Regions from separate parts of the Homo sapiens genome. Here region 2 is linked to region 1. A link is an interaction called in ENCODE POLR2A ChIA-PET data of the cell type or tissue named here. Cell type or tissue: OCI-LY7. All regions are shown on one strand. Region 1 overlaps EYA3 (EYA transcriptional coactivator and phosphatase 3). Region 2 overlaps EYA3 (EYA transcriptional coactivator and phosphatase 3).

Evidence for each region. Peaks named below come from ENCODE experiments on the same cell type or tissue, not always from the same donor. Only the 100,000 strongest peaks of a DNase experiment are listed, where the experiment ranks them.
Region 2: POLR2A ChIA-PET joins it to region 1 with 5 read pairs; 6 of 35 experiments call an interaction of 5 or more read pairs at or near these places.

Annotation. Positions count from the first base shown.
Region 1 is chr1:28,069,455-28,071,954 of GRCh38, reverse strand. All of the region lies in intron 1 of EYA3 (EYA transcriptional coactivator and phosphatase 3), which reads left to right. Among named protein-coding and RNA genes, the nearest start is that of EYA3, 18 kb to the left of the region's middle. In OCI-LY7, no CTCF peak of the experiment used is centred here; no DNase peak of the experiment used is centred here; H3K4me3 peaks cover 2,260 bases; H3K27ac peaks cover 2,500 bases.
Region 2 is chr1:28,019,884-28,022,383 of GRCh38, reverse strand. The region is part of intron 7 of EYA3 (EYA transcriptional coactivator and phosphatase 3); the gene reads left to right. Among named protein-coding and RNA genes, the nearest start is that of XKR8, 61 kb to the right of the region's middle. In OCI-LY7, no CTCF peak of the experiment used is centred here; no DNase peak of the experiment used is centred here.

The sequences.
Region 1 (2,500 bases):
TCTTTATCAAGAAATGATTAAGTTCCTAAATTTTACCCTTATTTACTTTGTTGCTTGAAGTTGGAATTAACAACTTTACTTGGTTAAATTAGCTGAGCTTTTATAGTTTCATTCTGTTTGATCTGTACATTTTTGTAAAGGGTAGTTAAATGGCATATTCAACACTGACATGAACTTTTGATGCAGCAGCCAAAAGTAATTATGATTTCTTTCAGAATATGTCTTTAATACCTGGCATATTTTATCCTGGATTCTATTTCAGTGTTTTTCTTCCAGCTTGAAATATTCTATGAATATGTTTAGAAAGAATTTCAGGGCTCTATTCAAGACAAACAAAAAAGAAATCCCAAAGAAAAATACATGCAAAAAAGTAATTGTTGAGTTAGAAAAGTCACGTTTTTCCAATGAAAAAAATTTCTGATCATTTAGTACCATATTATGATGTGTTTATCAACGTTCTTGATATAGTGCTAAGCACAGTGTTACAAAGTTAAAAATTAAATATTTAGTAAATGATTTATGGAGGAGCATATTACTGTATAACTATTACATGAGAGAAATGCAAAATAGGAACTTCAATCAAAACAGAAAAATATGAGCTCAGTCTTGAGGCATAGTTTACGTAAGATTGTTATTTAAGATAAATTGGAAAGGAGGACTTTTATATATTTCAGGTTTAACTCTAGCAGTAATTTTTTTCCCTAAGCAGAACACATCAAACAGTATGGTGAGGCTAGGCGTAGTGGCTCACGCCTGTAATCCCAACACTTTGGGAGGCTGAGGCAAGCAGATCACTTGAGGTCAGGAATTCGAGACCAGCCTGGCCAACATGGTGAAACCCCATCTCTACTAAAAAATACAAAAATTATCTGGGCGTGGTGGTAGGCGCCTGTAATCCCGGCTACTCCTGAGGCTGAAGTAGGAGAATTGCTTGAACCTGGGAGGCTGAGGTTGCAGTGAGCTAAGAGTGCGCCATTGCACTCCAGCCTGGGTGATAGAGGGAGACTCCATCTCAAAACAAACAAAAAACAGTATAGTGAATGTATGCAGACTTTAAGTGCTGTCTTGCAAATACTAGTGTTGAGTTTGTTAAGGCGTTGGAAAGATCTTGTAAGATTTCTCAAGATCCATGAAGTACCTGGGACTGTCAGTGTTATTGTTACCTGGGTATTTCTTCCACTATATAAATTTAAAGTTTATCCCAGAGTGACAGCAGGAGAATGCTAACTTTGGAATTATGTAACACTTTCATTAGAGAGGCAAACTTGACAATTATTTGGAAAGTTTTTAAGTGTTTTATGTTTATTATTTTTAATGTCTGGAAGCATTTTTTTTTCAGCTGTATGTACAGTTGTGTTCTCTTATCTTATTTACATTTCTTTCTCTTTTTTTTGAGACGGAGTCTCACTCTGTAGCCCAGGCTAGAGTGCAGTGGCATGATCTCGGCTTGCTGCAACCTCTGCCTCCTGGGTTCAAGTGATTCTTCTGCCTCAGCCTCCGGAGTAGCTGGAATTACAGGTGCCCACCACCACGCCTGGCTAATTTTTGTATTTTTAGTAGAGACGGGGGGTTTCACCATGTTGGCCAGGCTGGTCTCGATTTCCTGACCTCAGGTGATCACCTGCTTTGGCCTCCCGAAGTGCTGGGATTACAGGTGTGAGCCACCGCACCCGGCCCCTTACTTAGATTTCTTCATTTCCCACTTTCGTTTTCAGTTTGTCTGTTTCATTCAGTGGTCAGGAGATGGTCAACAAGCCCAAACAGAGAGGTAATAGCAAAACCAAGCAAACAAAAAACATAAACTTTGCTATTTGTATTAGTTTCTTGTGGCTGCCATAACAAATTACCCCAAACAGACTTTGAGGCTTAAAACAACAGAAATTTATTCTTTCACTTCTGGAGGCCAGAAGTCTGAAATCAGGGTGTTGGCAGGACTGAACTTGCTCCAGAGGCTTTAGGGGCAATCATCCCTTGCCTCTCCCAGCTTCTGGTGGCTGCTGACATTCCTTGACCGTAACCCTCCAGTCTCTTCTTCCATTTTCACATTGCCGTCTTCTCTGTATGTGTGTTAAATGTCTGCTTTTCTCTTATAAGGATATTTGTGATGGCGTTTAGGGCCTATGTATAATCTCATCTCAAAATCCTTAATAACATATGCAAAGACTGTTTTTCCAAATAAGTGAACATTCACAGGATCTGGGTATTAGGCTATGGACCCATCTTTGGCTAGAAATCTATTTCATGATAACTGTGTGTATATGTGTTTGGGAAAGGGGATTTCCCCCCTCCTCTCTTCCTCTTCTACCCCCTCTTTCCCTTCCTTCCTTCTCCTCTTCCCTCCCTTTCTCCTTTCCCTCCCACCCTCTTTTTTTTTCTTCTTCTTCTCTCTCTTTTTTTTTTTTTTTTAAATAGATTGGGTCTCTTGCTGTGTTGTCCAGGCTGGTCAACATACCAGATTACCAGATTACTCCTGGGCTCAAGGGATCCTCCTACCTCAGCC
Region 2 (2,500 bases), 50 kb after region 1:
GAGGTCAGGAGATCGAGACCATCCTGGCTAACATGGTGAAATCCTGTCTCTACTAAAAATACAAAAAATTATCTGGGTGTGGTGGTGGGTGCTTGTAGTCCCAGCTACTTGGGAGGCTGAGGCAGGAGAATGGTGTGAACCCAGGAGGCGGAGCTTGCAGTGAGTCGAGATCGCGCCACTGCACTCCAGCCTGGGCGACAGAGCGAGACTCTGTCTCAAAAAATAATAATCTTTTATTAGGAGATTTTTATTATTTTGATTTACTAAGCTCCTTGTGTGGAGCAGTGCTTGCACATAGTAGGCACTCAATAAATATTTGATAAAGGATTAAGTGAACGAATGACCCACTTAGGCAATCAGTTTTAACCAAAATATGTACAGCTTCTACTGGATCAGGAATTGTCAGTTATATTAGTCACATAATGAGAGTAAGTTTTAGGAACCCACCTGTCAGCCTTTAGCAGAAAATAATGATTTTAGGCTGGGCGCGGTGGCTCATGCCTGTAATCCCAGCACTTTGAGAGGCTGAGGTGGGCAGATCACTTGAGGTCAGGAGTTTGAGACCAGCCTGACCAACATGGTGAAACCCCGTTTCTACTAAAAATACAAAAATTAGTTGGGAGTAGTGTCAGGCACCTGTAATCCCAGCTACTCGGGGAGGCTGAGGCACGAGAATCGCCTGAACCAGGGAGGCAGAGGTTGCAGTGAGCCAAGATCATACCACTGCACTCCAGCCGGGGTGACAGAGTGAGAGTGCATCTAAAAAAAAAAAAAGAAGAATGATTTTGCCCTTCACACTTAGTGCACACAAGATAGATGTATATGAATCCCACAAATATTTATTGACCATCACCTGCTGTATGTCAGGTGCTTTGCTAGATGCTGGAGATTATAAGACAGCAGGATTCTGCCTTTTTGGAGCTTACAGACTAGTGGGGTGCGGGGGAGAAAACAAGTGAGTAAATACATAACAGATTTTGAACAGTGCTCTGAAAAAAAAATTGATCACTGTGATTAAGAAAACAGAAAAGGTCTTGGTTTTAATAGGTCAAAAAGACCCTCTTTGAGGAAGTGAGTCATGCTGAGGAGCCATCATGCTGGGAAGGCAAGGGGGTTGGAGAGAACAGTCTAGGCAGAGAGAACAATATTGCAAAAGTCCTCAAATGATAAAGAGCTTGTCCGGTTTTGAGTAACTTAAAGAAAGACAGTGTGAGCAAAGGAGGTGAAGTGACATGATCTAAAATTAGAGAGGTGGGTAAAAACTAAATCTTGCACAAACTTTTATGTGCCATTAATGCTTGAATTAAACTTTTAACTTTGTAGCACTATCACTTGGTGCAGCTGTGCCACTTACCATTCTGTAACCGTGGTCTTCTGTTCAAAGCTTTATCTGTATATTGTCTGTTTTAAGCGGACATCTAGTGGGGCCTGGTTCTCAAAAGTGGTGTCTTTCAAGTTTTTGCAGCTCCATTGTCAAAACAGGAGTGAAGGCTGTCCAAAAACAGTTGACCATGCCATTAGCATTTGGAGAGCTAGCAGCCTTTAGATACATAATAATAGGAGCCAGCACTTGAGTTTTATTTGATTCTCTAAATTTGTAGTTTTTGTTGCATAGTTCATTGTTGCTGCTTTTGTTTTTAAACCTGCAATTGAATATTATTTTTATTCACACACACACACACACACACACACACACACACACACACACACACACACGATGATCTGTATTTTTTTAAAAGTGCCTGGCTTTTTAGTCATAGCTGTATGTGGGGTAGGGCAGGCAGTGGTTGTATACATTTTTAGGCGAGTTTGCCTTGGGTTCTATGGTGGTTATAAGAGCCTAAAAAAATTACTTAATTATTGACTAACTTCCCTCACTAGAATTTAAACTCCTTGAGGGCCAGGACTTTGTCTTACTATTTTATCCTTCAGTGGCTGAAATGGTTTCTAGGCACATAGTTGACCCTGATATACTTAATGGGTTTGCTGAATGAATGAGTGGCACATGTTAGAAATAATTTGGCTTAGTTGGAGAAAAAAGTGTTATTAAGCCCTATGAACTTTCTGGGTCAGCAGACCAAGTTCCCCTATAATAAAAGCCAACTATTGCTCAGAGAAATTTGTGATTTTAATACAGTACTTGTTAAAAACTCAGAGTTATCAACTAGCTAATCAAGCCATTAAACTTTCTAGCCGGGATATAATAAGAGTTTATGGCTAGTTGTTTTTAAGGTCTACCATTTTACCTCCAGTACAATTCATTAAGTGGTTTGAAAATTGTTAGATTTGTAAAACCACCTTGTCAATCAGAGTACATTTTCCCCCATAGAGATCAGATATGACTGAGTTGTACCTCCCACCATTATTAAGTTATGGAGAAGTAGCCGGGCGTGGTGGCTCATGCCTGTAATCCCAGCACTTTGGGAGGCTGAGGTGGGTGGATCACCTGAGGTCAGGTGTTCAAGACCACCCTGACCAACATGGTGAAACCCATCTCTAC